2 separate regions of the Homo sapiens genome follow, and region 1 is linked to region 2. The links are chromatin loops, found by intact Hi-C in ENCODE. Cell type or tissue: prostate gland. All regions are shown on one strand.

Region 1 (8,000 bases), 170 kb before region 2:
TTTTTTTTTGAGATGGAGTCTCGTTCTGTCACCCAGGCTGGAGCGCAGTGGCACCATCTCAGCTCACTGCAGGCTCTGCCTCCCAGATTCATGCCATTCTCCTGCCTCAGCCTCCTGAATAGCTGGGACTACAGGCGCCCTCCACCAAGCCCGGCTAATTTTTTGTATTTTTAGTAGAGACAGGGTTTCACCGTGTTAGCCAGGATGGTCTCAATCTCCTGACCTCGTGATCTGCCCGCCTCAGCCTCCCAAAGTGCTGGGATTACAGGCATGAGCCACCGTGCCCGGCCCCTAGACAAAATATTATATTTCAATCAATGTTATCAGAACAAATTTAAAATAGAAAAAAAGACAAGAATTACAAAAATGGTACATACTTATTGAAAGTGTGTGTATAGGCAATTAAAGTAGCCAATCATTTTTACATTAAAATATTTGTGTCATTCTACCATTGAAACTAAACAAAAGGTTATGAAAGGAATTGTAATTTCCCATATAGAAAACCTATAAGTTTTGAATAAACAGCATGTATAAAAATATCAAAAGCTTTTATTGTAAAAAATGAGCCTGATTCTTGTTTTTTAATTAATTTATGTTGGATTGTTGACAATGCTATTCACAGAAGATAATGCATGTCTAAACTGTTTCTACGTATTTTTTCCCTTGTTTTTTAAGATACAATTTACGTATCATAAAATTATCATTTTAAAGTGTACAAACAATTGGCAGGGCACAGTGGCTCTCGCCTGTAATCCTAGCACTTTGGGAGGCCGAGGCGGGTGGATCACTTGAAGTCAGAAGTTTGAGACCAGGCTGACCAACATGGTGAAACTCCGTCTCTACTAAAAATACAGAATTAGCTGGGCAGGTGGTGCATGCCTGTAATCTCAGCTATTTGGGAGGCTGAGGCAGGAGAATCGCTTGAACCCGGGAGGTGGAGGTTGCAGTGACCTGAGATTGTGCCACTGCATTTCAGCCTGAGCAACACGAGAGAACCTCCATCTCAAAAAAAAAAAAAATTAAAGTGCACAATTCAGTGGTTCTCAGTGTATCATATTCACAATTTGTGCAACCAAAAGCACTATCTAATTCCAGGATGTTTTCATCACCCCAAATGGAGATCTCATACTCTTGGGCAGCCATTGCCCAGTCTCCCGGCCATCAGCCCTGAACACTTCCTAATCTATTCTGTTTCTTTATAGTTTTGCCCATTCTGAACATTTCATATAAACGGAATAAAAGGCTACAACATGTAGCCTTTTTTGTCTGACGTCTTTTACTCAGCATAGTGTTTTCAAGGTTCATCCACATTGTTGTATGTGTCAGTAATTCATTCCTTTTTGTGGCTGAATAGTATTTCTTTGTGTGGATAGACCACAATTTATTTATTCATTCATCTGTTAGTGGACAATTGAGTTGTTTCCACTTTTTGGCTATTATGAATAATGCTACTGTGAACATTAAAATGTAAGCTTTTGTGTGAACATACATTTTCATTTTCTTGGCTATATCCCTAGGAATTGAATTGCTGGGTTATATATGAGAACTGTATGTTTAACTTTTTTAGGAACCAGCTGTTTTCCACAGTGGTTGTACCATTTTATATACCCACCAGCAATTTATTAGAGTTCCAATTTTTCCACATCCTTGCCAATATTATTTCCCTTTTAAAAATTATTATTATAGTCATTCTAGTGTGTCTGAAATGATATCTCATTGTAGTTTTGATTTGCATTTCTCTGATGATCAATGATGTTGAGCACCTTTTCAAATACCTGGTTGCCATTTGTATGCCTTCTTTGGAGAAATGTCTGTTCGAATCATTTGCTCACTTTTTTAATGGAGTTTTTTACTGTTGAGTTGTCAGAGAGCTTCATTCATATATTCTAGATACTAGATGCTTATGAGATACATGGTTTGCAGGTATTTTATTTCATTCTGTGGGTTTTCTTTTCTTTAGGACAGTCTCTTGATAGTGTCCTTTAATGCACTGTGATGCTGTGATGCTGATGAAATCCAATTTGTCTATTTTTGTCTTTGTTTACTTAGGCATTTGGGATCATATCTAGGAAACTAATGCCTAAATGATGAAGATTTACACACATTTTCATATAAGAGTCTTATACTTTGGGCTCTTTTTAAATTTAGTGGTTTTTTAAAATGTGTGTTTTGTTGTTTCTTTCAAGATACAGGGTCTTGCTCTGTTGCCCAGGCTGGAGTATAGCAGTGCAATTACAGCTCACGGCAACCTCAAACTCCTCGGCTCAAATGATTTTCCCACCTCAGCCTCCAGAGTAGCAGGCACTACACTATCCATTTTTAAAATATTTTAACATGGTGTGAGCTAGGGGTCCAAATTTATTCTTTTACCTTTGGATATTCAGTTGCTCCACCCATTTGTAGAAAAGATTATTTTCTCTCATTGAATGATCTTCACACCCCTGTCAAAAGTCAATTAGCTGGCCAGGTGCGGTGGCTCATGCCTGTAATCCTAGCACTTTGGGAAGCTGAGGCGGGCAGATCCTGAGGTCCAGAGTTTGAGACTAGCCTGGCCAACATGGTGAAACTGTGTATCTACTAAAAATACAAAAAAAAATTAGCTGGGCCTGATGGTGGGCACCTGTAATCCCAGCTACTTGGCAGTCTGAAGCGGAAGACTTGCTTGAACCTAGGAGGTGGAGATTGCAGTAAGCCGAGATCACACGATTACACTCCAGCCTCAGTGACAAGAGTGAAACTCCGTCTGAAAACAAAAAACAAACAAAAGAGTCAATTGGCTATACATGCATGGGTTTATTTCTGAACTCACAATTCTATTTCATTGTTCTACATGTTTATCCTTATTTCAGTACTACTCTGTCTTCATTACTGTAGTTTTGTAGCAAGTTTAAAAATAGGGAAGTGTAAATTCACCAACTTTATTCTTTATTCAGTTTATTTTGCCTACTCTATATCTCTGGCATTTCTGTATGAATTTTAGTATCTGCCTGTCAATTTCTGCAAAAAAAAAAAGGAATCAACAGAGATTTTGATAGTGATTTGCATTGCAACTGTAAATCAGTTTGGTGAGTATTCCCATCTTAACAATATTAAGTATTTTGATCCATGAACATGGATGTCTTTACATTTATTTAGGTCTTCTGTAATTTAACAATATTTTGTAGTTTTCAATTAACAAGTCTTATACTTCTTTTGTTAAAATTATACCTAAGTATTTTATTCCTTTTGATTTTATTATAAATAGAATTATTTTCTCAGTTTCATTTTTGGGCAGTTCATTGCTAATGCGTAATACAATTGATTTGTAAATTTTGGTATTATATCCTACATATTTGCTGAACTCACTCATTAGCTGTAATATGGATTCTTTAGGTTTTCTATAGGTAAGTTATGTCATCTGCACATACAGATAGTTTACATTTTCCTTTCCACTGTGGATGCCTTTTTTTTTCTTGTCTACTTGCCCTGGGTATAACTTCCAGTACAGTGTTTTGTTTCAGTCTTTCACCATTAAGTATGATGTCAACTGTGGATTTTTCATAGATGCCCTTTATCAGGATGAGAACATTCCTTTCAATCCCCAGTTTGTTGAGTATTTTTCATCATGAAAGGGTGTAATTTTGTCAAATGCTTTTCCTGAGTCAATTGAGGTGATCATATGGGGTTCTTTTTCTTCATTATATTAATGTGGTATATAACATTGATTGATTTTGTTTGTTGAAGCACCATGGCATTCCTGAGATAAATCCTATCTGGTCATAATGAATAATGCTTTTATATACTGCTTGGTTTGGTTTGCTGTTATTTTGTTAAAAGATTTTCACATCTATACTCATAAAAGATATTAGTCTACAGTTTTCTTTTGTTATATTTACCTAGTTTGGATATCAAGATAATACTGGCCTCATAGAATAAGTTAAAAAGTATTTCCTCCTGTCCTACTTTTATTTCTTCTTTAAACATTTGGTAGACTTCACTAGTGAACCCATCTGGGCCTCAGATTTTCTTTGGGAAGTTTTCCAATTACTTATTTAATCCTTTTAGTTATTCTAGATCTACTCTGATCTTCTGTTTCTTATTGAGTAAGCCTTTGTAGTTTGTGTATTTCTAGGAATTTGTCCGTTTCTTCTAGGGTATCTAATGTTTTTAGCATACAATTACTCACAGTATTGCCTTATAATCCCTTTTATTTCTGTAGGGTTCATAGGAATGTCCCCTCATTCATTTCCGAATTTAGTAATTTGAGTCTTCTCTCTTTTTTCTTGGTGAATCTAGATAAACTTTGTCAATTTTGTTCCTCTTTTCAAACAACCAACTTTTTATTCTGTTAAACTTCTCTGTTGTATTTCTCTTTTGTCTTTCGCTAATTTCTGCTCTTATCTTTATTATTTCCTTTCTTCTGCTTGCTTTGGCTTAGTTTACTTTGCCCCATGTCTTAAGGTTGAATGTTAGGTTATTGATTTAAGATCTTTCTTTCTTTCTTTTTTTTTTTTCTTTTTTTTTTGAGATGGAGTTTCACTCTTATTGCCCACGCTGGAATGCAGTGGCAGGATCTCGGCTCACCGCAACCTTTGCCTCCCTGGTTCAAGCAATTCTCCTGCCTCAGCCTCCCGAGTAGCTGGGATTACAGGCATGTGCCACCACACCTGGCTAATTTTGTATTTTTAGTAGAGACAGGGTTTCTCCACGTTAGTCAGGCTGGTCTCGAACTCCCGACCTCAGGAGATCCACCCGCCTTGGCCTCCCAAAGTGCTGGGATTACAGGTGTGAGCCACTGTGCCCAGCCTTTTTTTTTTTTTTTAGTTTTTTAAAATTATTATTATTTTGAGACAGAGTCTTGCTCTTTCGCCCAGGCTGGAGTGCAGTGGCGCCATCTCGGCTCACTGCAAGCTCCACCTCCCGGGTTCACGCCATTCTCTTGCCTCAGCCTCCCAAGAGCTGGAACTACAGGTGCCCACCACTACGCCAAGCTAATTTTTTGTATTTTTGGTAGAGACGGGGTTTCACCGTGTTAGCCAGGATGGTCTCAATCTCCTGACCTCGTGATCCACCCGCTTCGGCCTCCCAAAGTGCTAGGATTACAGGCACGAGCCACTGCGCCTGGCCAACCCTCTTTTTTTTAAATGTACACATTTACAACTGTGCATTTCCCTTCTAGGCACTGCTTTAACTGCATGCACATTTTGGTACATTGTGTTTTTATTTTCATTCATCCCAAATTATGCTTTAATTTCTTTTGATGTATTGTTTTACTTACTGTTTATTTAAAGTGTGTTGACATATTTGTGAATTTCCCAAATTTCTTTCAGTTACTGATGTTTAGTTTCATTCCATTTTGGTCAGAGAACATATACTTTATGTTTTCAACCCTTTTAGTTTTATTGAGACTTGTTTTATGCTGTAAAATATCATCTATACTGGAGACTGCTCCAAAGTACTTAAAAAGAGTTTGTATTGTTCTGTTGTAGGGTAGTGATATAGATATCCATGGGGTTTAGTTTACTTACAGTGTTTTTCAAGTTTTCTGTTTCCTTGCTGATATACTGTCTAGTTGTTCTATCAACTATGGAAAGTAAGGTAATGATATATCCAACTATTATTGTTACCTAAGAGAAAAGCTCTAAAATACATGAAATAGTTCTCTCTTCAAGTTTGTCAGTTTCTGTTCATGCATTTTGGAGCTGTTCTTTTAGGTACATGTATGCATATAATTATTATATATTCTTATTGAATAACATTTTTTCATTATAAAATGCCCTTCTTTGTCTTTAGTAATAATTTTTGTTTTAAAATCTATCTCACCACATATCAGTTATAGTAACTCCATCTCTGTTTTTATTATTGTTTACATAGTGTATCTTTTCCTGTTCTTGATCATTCAATCTATTTATGTCCTTGAATCTGAAGTGTGTCTTTTGTAGACAGTGTATAGTTGGGCCATTAAAAACATCTTTCTAGCTTGTAGACAGCTGCTTTATTAAAAAAAAAAAAAGAAAGAAGGAAAAAAATTTTAAATAAAAATATCTTTTTTCCAATCTCTGCTTTTTTATTAGAATATGTAGCTTATTTATATTTAATGTAATTAATGATAAATTAGGATTAACATCTGCCATTTTACTGTTTGTTTTCTACCTTTTTATTCTTTTGTTTCTACATTTCTCCATTACTGGCTTCCTTTGTGTTAAATAGATATTTTCTTATACAGTATTTTAATTCTCTCATTTCTTTTACTATATTTTTGAGTTTTCTTTCTTAGTGGTTACCTTGGCAATTACCACTAATACCTTACTTAATAACAATGTTATCTAAATCAAATGATATTATTTAACTCCAATAGTCTACAAAACTTTGTTCCTATATAGCTTTTTTTTACCCTTCCTGTATGCCATTATCATCACAAATTACATCTTTATACATTATATGCTTGTCAACAAGGATTTATAATTATTGCTTTATGCAGCTGTCTCTTAAAACAGATAGGAGAAGGAAATGAATTACAAGCAAAAAATACACTTATACTATTTATTTTTAATATTCATCTGTATGTAGTTTATCTTTATTATTTCGTTTATTTCTTCATGTAGACCTGAGTTACTGCTTACTCTCCTTTAAGTCCAGCCTAATGGGCTCCTTTTAGTATTTCGTGTAGGATAGGTATCCTAGTGACAAGTCCTCTCAGCTTTTGTTTGTTTAGAAATGGCTTAATTTCTCTTTCATTTTTGAAAGATGGTTTTGTGGATATAGAATTCTTGGTTGGCAGCTATTTTCTTTCAGTGCTTTGAATATGCCATACCACTGCCTTCTGGCCTCCATGCTTTCTAATGAGAAACTGTTAATCTTATTGAGGATCCATTATACAGGTCAAGTCCCTTCTCTCTCTCTGCTTTTAAGATTCTTTGTCTGTGGCTTTCAACAGTTTGAATATAATGTGACTCAGTGTGGATCTCTCTCAGTTTGTCATACTTGGAGTTTATTGATCTTTTTAAATGTATATATTAGTGTTTTTCATCAAGTTTAGGGAGCTTTGGCCATTATTTCATCAAGTAATCTTTCTGAAACTTTCTCTCACCTCTCCTTTTGGGATTCCATTATGCATATGTTGATATATTTAATAGTGTCCCACAAGTCTCTAATCATTTTTCTGCCTGTTTTTTCTTTCTGTTCCTCAGACTGGATAATCTCAACTGACCTATCTTCAAGTTTGTTGATTATTTTTATCCTGCCTGATCAAATGTGCTATTGGGTGCCTCTGGTTTATTTTTCAGTTCACTTATTCTAGCTTTCAACTCCAGAATTACTATTTTTTAAATAATTTTGACCCATTTTTATTCTCTATTTGGTTAAACATAGTTATCTTTTGACATGGTTTGGCTCTGTGCCCCAACCCAAATCACATCTCGAATTGTAATCCCCAAGTTTCAAGGAAGGGACCTTGTGGGAGGTGATTGGATCATGGGGCGGTTCCCCCCATGCTGTTCTCATGATAGTGAGAAAGTCCTCATGAGATCTGATGGTTTTATAAGTGTGTGATGGTTCCTCCATTGCTCTGTCTCTCCCTCACTCTCCTGCTGCCCTGTGAAGAAGGTGCCTGCTTCCCCTTCTGCCATGATTCTAAGTTTCCTGAGGCCTCCCCAGCCATGTGGAATTGTGAGTCAATAAAACCTCCTTTGTTTGTAAATTACCCAGTCTCAAGTTGTATCTTTATAGCACTGTGAAAATGGACAAATACATCATTCTTTGCTTCAGTTCTTCAGACATAGTTTCCTTTAACTCTTTGAACATATGTTTAAATAGCTAATTTTACTCTCTGTCTAGTAAGCACAACATTTGGGCCTCTTAGGGCCAACTTCTATCAATTGCTTTCCGTGTGTGTGTATGGGACATAATTTTATGTTTCTTTGCATGTCTCACAATTTTATGTTGAAATTTTGACATTTAAAAAAATATAATATTACAAGTCTGAAAATCATATTCTTCCCTGCTGAATTGTGTTGTTGCTC
Region 2 (8,000 bases):
GAGACTTGGTGACTTCTAGCTTACTTTTAAAAATCAATTTTAGTAACCAAACAGGATGCTAATACAGGTCAGAAAATGTAGCTAGCTGTGTTGATGAGAATCATTAGAAACTGCCAGATTTCTGTGTAACTTCATGCTGCCAGCTTATCGCCAAGTAAGTGCTACTACAGCCTTCCTCGATGACTAACCTGTACCCAGCTTTGAGTGAGAGTGTGGTTCTCTCTAGTTAAAACTAAAACAGTCAGAGAGGGGAGGCACCAGATGAGCTGCTCTTTCTGGTTATAAATGCTAGGCTGGGCCAGGTGGCCTCCCGTCTTCTTTCTCCTAACCACCTTTCTCCTGCACACCTTCTCCTCTCAAGTAGGCCTTTGTCTTTCCATGTTGGCAAACTGTATGCCAAGATGTTCATCTGAGAATGTTCACCAATCCATTCTTTGAATGAATTAAATCAAATTGGCTTGTCTACAAAGAGAATTCTCATATGCTCCTCTCACCAGCCTTTGTTTCCTGCCATAATTTTGCAGTAAGTGAGGGAGACCATTTGAATGTTGATAGTAGAACTAAAAACATAGGTCCAAGGAAATACAGGTTTCTTCTCTGCCTTTTTTTCTTCAGGTTCATTTCTATCAAACTCCTTTCCTTCAGTGCCTCTTTTCTTGCATGTATTTTAAATATGTGATGTTATTGTTTCTTAATGTTCATTAATGCTGTTATTTTCTTGTTGCTACATGGTTAATAAGTCCAAACCCAGGTCGTAGTGCCCAAGCAGCTAGGGAGGAAATAGTCATACTGTTTTAGTTCGTTTAATAAAAGATTCCATGAAAGATTTTTGAATCTTTGTACAAAAATTACACTCAATTATGGTACTATCAGCTGTGTCTTGCCTGTGCAGAATTCTCTAATGATCTATTTAAGAAAAATCTTCTAAATTCAGATCTTGGGCTTGTTTTCCATATCCCTTGAGTGAGAACATTTACCATGATGACTTCTTTAAAAATTTGGCAGGAGGCACCTCAGCTATGTATTCTGAGAGCTGTCTATGTAATTGACAAATAATTAAATGTTTTCTTATTTGCAGATCAAGGATTTTCTTTTTTGGTGAGGGATGGAGTCTTGCTCTGTCACCCAGGCTAAACTGCAGTGGCACAATCTCAGCTCACTATAACCTCTGCCTCCCACGTTCAAGTGTTTCTCCTGCAGCCTCCCAAGTAGCTGGGGTTACAGGCATATGCCACCACATCTGGCTAATTTTTTGTATTTTTAGCGGAGATGGGATTTCACCATGTTGGCCAGGCTGGTCTTGAACTCCTGACCTCAAGTGATCCACCTGCCTCAGCCTCCCAAAGTGCTGGGATTACAGGCGTGAGCCACCGTGCCTGGCCAGGATTTTCTTAGTAATGGCTTTACCATTTCATTCACAATATTCCTTAATTATTTTGCTAATTGTTGCTTATTGTTATATAACATTGCTTGATGTTACCAATGAAGAAATCATTTTGATGAAGTCCTTTGAGATACTTAGATAAATGTACAGATGCTGCTTGACCTACAATAGGGCAACATCCAGATAAATTTGTTGCAGATTGAAGATATATGTCAAAAGTGTTAGTACGCCTAATCTAACAAACAGCATCGCTTACCCTAGCCTGCTTTAAATGTGCTCAGTACACTTATATTAGCCTACACTTGGGCAAAGTCATCTAACATAAAGCCTATTTTATTAGAATGTTGAATATCCCATGTAACTTACTGAATACTGTATCATACACTATGTCAAAATTGCAATGGTTTCACGCCATTGTAAAGTCAGCAAATCTTAGATTGAACCATCATAAGTTGAGGATTATCTATAACAGTGTCTATGTCTTTTATAAGAAAGAAATCTGAACTTCTGGAAAAGATTATTTTGGTTTGTTTTTAATCATTAATTCTCCTTCTTAACTTTAGTACTTGAGGGCTATGGGGACACATGCATCAACAATTAGTTGCAAGTCACTCATTCCGTCACGTTTCCAAAGGCCTCTCCACTGTATAGGCGGTTTCAGTCAAGAGACACTCCAGATTCTGACATAATCATTATAATGTCTGGATTCTGAACAATAATTGGAGAAAGCATGACTAACACTTATGGCAGTTTACTGTGTGCCAGGTTCCACGCTAACCCTTTATGTGCAGTACTTCATTCAGGTCTCACAAAAATCCTGTGAAATACATATTGTTATTTCTTGGTTTTACCAATAAGGAAACTGAGGCAAGAGGCTGTCATTTGCTGGTGGTTACACAGCTAGTGCATGCAAAGCCAGGAGGAGAACCCAGACTGTTGGCTGCAAAGCTGTTAACCATTAATATGCAGCATCTTCCAGTAAGTTTTAAAGCCAAGAAAGAGGGAAGGAAAGAGGGATGATGGCCTGTTGATGTGCTTGTTATCACACATGGACCAGTGGAGGGAGGCTCTATCTAAATCCTTTTAGAAATTTAAACTATGATCCCTCAGAAGCAGAGTGCTTACATTTATCAATAAACAATGCTTTCAGTTTTAGTATATACCTACTCCAGAGCTCCAGCAATAAAATCAGGTCAGGTCTTTGGAGTAGATGTGTTTCCAGTTTACTCCTCATTGACTAAAATCAGGTTCATGTAAGCCAACTTTAATGTGTGTTCACAGGCACATGAAAATTTACCACATCGATTCTGCAAATGCAGTCTTTTCATACGTATATTAATTTATCTAGACAGTCAGTGCTGCCTTTTTCTGCTTCATCAGTAGGTGTAATTAAAAGCAACTATTCTTTGTAATTAATTGTTGATATTGCGTTCTTACCTTTAACCCTTCGATCCAGAGTAATGTTCTGTCAGTACCAAACTAATAACAATAAACTTATTTCTCTCTCTGAGAGGAGATTTAAAGCCACTGGCTATTACCTAAGATTTTCCAAGAGCAGAGATAAAGTAGCATCTAAGAACTGATAGAGTAAGAAGTTGTTATTTAAAGAAGTTTCTGCTTTTCTAATAGCATACCTCTTCTGTTTTATAAATTCAGCAACATGTTTTGATGAAAGCTCTTGTGAATGCAGTAGAGAGCTTTGATTCATGTAATTGCAAGATTTGGACCTTTCTGCCTATAATTCAGAAGATAAAAATGGGATAATAGAAACCATTTTGGAACATTAGCTGTAATTCTGTCTCTTTGAATGCCTTGTAAAAGAGAGTAATGTTTATTAATAATCTAAAGGAAACTGTTTTTTAAGTGACTCTTGTAAGAACTTGAGAATTAAATGTGAGAGGAACCAAGTGCTTTAAATTTCAGAACGGATATAAACATCTCCCCCAGTTTCACAGAGGACATTTCACATTTTCTTCTGGTTTTCTTCCAACACACAGTAACAGGCTGAGGATGGCAATAAAACAATGATGGGCAGGCAGCCAGAGGAAAACAGAAATAGTTAAATCAGAATTGCCGGATGGCGAGAAGGTGCGAAGATCCTCCATGGGATATCTCCAGAGTCCTGCTCTGTGTTGTTCTAAATAACTAAATAACCTCCACCCCACAATGCCCCAGTTGAGATCCCATCAGTGCCATTGCAATGTGCATTTCTTTTGTTCCAGGGATAGTCTTTCATCTTTTACATTTCACTTTACTTACCCTGGCTCATAGCCCTTAGACACAAGTTCATACAACAATCTAAGTGGGAAAAAAAGATATAAAAGTGTACCTCTTAGGAGTGAGTTCTGCTCACAATGAAAGCATAGTTATGAATCATCAGTATTAATATTAAAACAGAGACAGCTTGAGGCCACCATAGGGTTCTGCCTTGATTCACTTACATTTAAATCACAAAAGGGCTGATAATTAGGGCAGTGCCTACCAAGGGAACTTAAAAGAAGAGTCAAGCTCAGAAGTTCTGTATTTATAAACCAATGTTGCAACATTGCTCACCATAGGGGAAAAGCTTGCATAGCTGTACTGGTTTTGATGTGCCCTCAGTTTCATATGGTTTGGCTATGTCCTCACCCAAATCTCATCTCGTAGTTCCCATAATCTCCACATGTTGTGGGAGGGACCCAGTGGGAGATAACTGAATCATGGGGGCAGTTTCCTTCATCCCGTTCTCATGATATAGTAAGTTAGTTCTCACAAGATCTGATGGTTTTATAAGGGGCTTTCCCCCCTTTGCTTGGCACCTCTCCTTGCTGCCGCCATGTGAAGAAGGATGTGTTTGCTTCCCCTTCCAGCATGATTGTAAGTTTCCTGAGGCCTCCCCAGCCCTGCTGAACTGTGAGTCAATTAAACCTCTTTCCTTTGTAAATTACCCAGTCTCAGATTTGTCTTTATTAGCATCATGAGAACAGACTAATACACAGTTCAAAAAAGAAAAGCAGTGAAAACGATATCAGGCACTAGCTTGGAAACGCAGCCCTCAGAGCATATTTGAGGACTGTGGTCTGACATGATGAACTTTTGCTTCTACTTTGTGCAGTACAACTGCGGTGAGCTGTCCTAAACACAGACGGTAGGAAATAGGCTGGCCTGTATGTCTGCCAGTCTCAGATGCTGGTGAGCAGAGATATCAAGCCCCTGTGTGTATATATATATATATTTGGGCGAAGTTTCAAAAGTAACATCAGAATGATTCCTTAGGAAAAGGATGCAAATCCTAGTGTAATCCTTCTGTGATCCTCTATTTGAAAAATGATACTTTCTTGCTCTAAACAACCCACTTCAGTAATAGATCACCAGTACTCTTAACTCCACTGAGCTCTGCTCCTCTTACTTTGTGACATCACATTTTCAAATCACATTTTGGTTTCATTTTAGTTCAGAATCATTCAATAATAAATTTGGAAGGGGCTACAATGGGCAGGGTCATTAATTTTTTAAAAATCACCAGTCTTTTTCTTCAGAATGTACAAACTTGCTTTCTGTAACTAATCTGTAAAATAAAATATCCTGATGTAGCCTACCTTTATTTTTTTGAGACAGTCTCACTATGTTGCCCAGGCTGGAATGCAGTCGTGTGATCTCAGCTCACCACAACCTCCACTTCTGGGTTCAAGGGATTCTTGCACCTCAGCCTCCCAAGTAGCTGGGATTACAGGTGTGCACCACCATGCCCGGCTACTTTTTGTATTTTTAGTAGAGACGGGTTTTCGCCATGTTGACCAGGCTGGTCTCAAACTCCTGGCATCAAGTGATCTTACCGCCTTGGCCTCCCAAAGTGCTGGGATTACAGGTGTGAGCCACTGTGCCTGGCCTGTTGTAGCCTACTTATTTAAGAATCAGAAGAATTCATCCCGCAAAGCCTTGGTTTATTTATGTGTTTCTTGAAATATGTTTTTTTATACCTGCTTGTTTTCCCCTTATCTCAGAGGCTGACTCCTCCTCTATCAGACTTCCTAATTTCAAAGCCTACCTGCATTCTGCCCTGGGTCCTCTTCTTTACACTGTACACACCTAGGTGATCTGATCAGTCCCTGGCTTTGGACGTTACCTATGCACTGATGCTTTTTGAATTTATATCTCCAGCTACAATCTCTTCTGCCTCAGTTGTGTATGTCCAGCTGCTGGCTTAACGGATCCACGTGGATAAATAGGCATCTCAAACTTAACAATTAAAATGTTTTATACCTCCTTCCTCCCTCCACCAAACCCATGGTCCCTCAAAACTTCACCATCTCCATAAATTAATAGACAGCACCTAATTCATCCAGTGGTTTACTCTAAAACCTAGGTGTGTTCTTGATTCTGCCTTTCCTTGCACCTGACTCACAATCCATCAGTGTATCCAATTACTCTTAGAACAAACAGTTCTCAAATCAAGCCAGCTGACAAGCCTCCATGACTGTAATCTTAACCCAAGCCATCACCATCAATATCTGGGCCAGTGCGGCACCCCCCGGCCTGCCCTTTCTCTCTTTCCCTCCCCGGTCAGCGGGCAGTGATCTTTCTGAAGCGGAAGGCAGAACCTGGCACCCTCCACCCTGAAGCCCCCCCAATCACTTCCTATTAGCTTTCTTTTTAATTGTGGGAAAACATATATAACATAAAGTTTGCCACTTCAGCCTTTTTTAAGTATACAAGTCAGTGATATTAATAACATTCATGATATTGTGCAGCCATCACCACTAAGCTACTTCCATATCTCTTTCATCACCCCAGATAGAAGCTCTACACCCATTAAACAAAAGCTCCTGTGCCTCCCTTCCCCCACCCCTAGTAATTTATAATCTACTTTCTGTCTCTATGAATTTGCCAATTCTAGGTATCTCTTGTAAGTGGAATTATATTAGTATTTGTCCTTTTGTGTCTGGCTTATTTCATTTAGCATAATGTTTTCAAGATTCATTCATTTTGTGGTATGTATCAAGTTTTCTTTCCTTTAAAAGGCTGAATAATATTCCACTGTATGTCTATGCCACATTTTGTTAACTAGTCATCTGCTGATGGACGACTGGGTTGTTTCCACCTTTTGGCTATTGTGAATAATGCTGCTATGAAGATATACAAGTATCTGATTCCTTATTTTCCATTCCTTGGGGTATATACCCAGGAGTGAAATTGCTGGACTGTATGGTAACTTTGTGTTTAATGTTTAGAGGACTACCAAACTGTATCCCACAGCAGCTGCACCATTTTACGTTCTTACCATAATAGTCATACATTCACACAGGTCCCAATTTCTCCACATCTCCACCAAAACTTGTTATTTTCTATTTTTTAAGTTGTAGCCATCCTAATGGGTATGAAGTGGTATCTCATCATGTCTGGATTTATATTTCCCTAATTATTAATGGTGAGCATCTTTTCGTGTGCTAATTGGCCATTAGTATGTCTTTTGGTAAATGTCTATTCAAATCCTTTGTCTACTTTTGAATTTGTTTGTCTGTTTTTTGTTGTTGAGTTGTAGGAGCTCTTTATATATTCTGGATATTAAATCCTTACCAGATGTATGAAATGCTAATATTTTCTTCTGCTCTGTGGGCTGTCATTTCATGTCCTTGATGGTGTCCTTTAAAGCACAAAAGTTTTTAATTTTTATAAAGTCCGATGTATCTATTGTTTTCTTCTGTTTTCTGTGCTTTTGTTGTATATTTAAGAAACCATTCCAAGCCCAAGGTCATGAAGATTTTCCTCTATGTCTTTTTCTAAGATTATTTATTTATTGATTTATTTAGAGATGGAGTCTTGCTCTGTCACCCAGGCTACAGTGCAGTAGTGTGATCTTGGCTTACTATAACCTTGAACTCCTGAGCTCAAATGATCCTCCTGTCTCAGCCTCCCGAGTAGCTGGGACTACAGGTGACACCACCATGCCCAGCTACATTTTTTTTTAATAGAGATGGGTTCTTGCAATGTTGCCCAGGCTAGTCTCTAACTCAAGCAATCCTTCCACTTCAGCCTCCCAAAGTGTTAGGATTATAGGCATGAACCACTGTGCCCAGCCTCTTCTAAGAATTTTAGTTTCAGCTCTTGAATTTAGGTCTCTGATCTATTTTTAGTCAACTTTTAAATATGGTGTGAAGTAGTCTTCAACTTCATTCTTTTGCAGGTGGACATCTAGTTTTCCTAACACCATTTTTTGAAGAGGCTTCCCTTTCCCCATTGAATGGTATTGGCACTCATTTAAAAAAATCAGTTGACCATAAATGTATTGGTTTACTTCAGGACTGTCAATTCTGTTCCATTGGTCTATATGTCTGTCATTATTCTAGTACCACACCACCCCCCCTTTTTTTTAACTGTAGCTTTTGTAGTAAGGTTTGAAACTGGGAAATGTGAGTGCTCCATCTTTGTTCTTTTGTAAGACTATTTTGACTATTTCAGGGTTCCTTGAAATTCCATATGAATTTTAGGATAGGCTTTTTCACTTCTGTAAAAAATGCCATTGAATTTTGACAGGAATTGCATTGAATCTGCAAATCACTTTGGGTAGTATTGTCATCTTAACAATAGTAATTTTTTCAGTCTATGGACATGGAAGGTGCTTCCATATATTTTGGTC

What was found. Hi-C counts contacts between places; a loop is a spot of excess contacts. Peaks named below come from ENCODE experiments on the same cell type or tissue, not always from the same donor. Only the 100,000 strongest peaks of a DNase experiment are listed, where the experiment ranks them.
Region 1: a loop joins it to region 2, with 4 times the contacts of the local background. A loop is called at or near these places in 2 of 110 quality-filtered maps.

The regions. Positions count from the first base shown.
Region 1 is chr13:23,473,757-23,481,756 of GRCh38, forward strand. All of the region lies in intron 2 of LINC00327 (long intergenic non-protein coding RNA 327), which reads left to right. Among named protein-coding and RNA genes, the nearest start is that of LINC00327, 8.2 kb to the left of the region's middle. In prostate gland, no CTCF peak of the experiment used is centred here; no DNase peak of the experiment used is centred here.
Region 2 is chr13:23,640,249-23,648,248 of GRCh38, forward strand. The region is part of intron 5 of TNFRSF19 (TNF receptor superfamily member 19); the gene reads left to right. Among named protein-coding and RNA genes, the nearest start is that of TNFRSF19, 74 kb to the left of the region's middle. In prostate gland, no CTCF peak of the experiment used is centred here; a DNase peak (open chromatin) is centred at 3,478.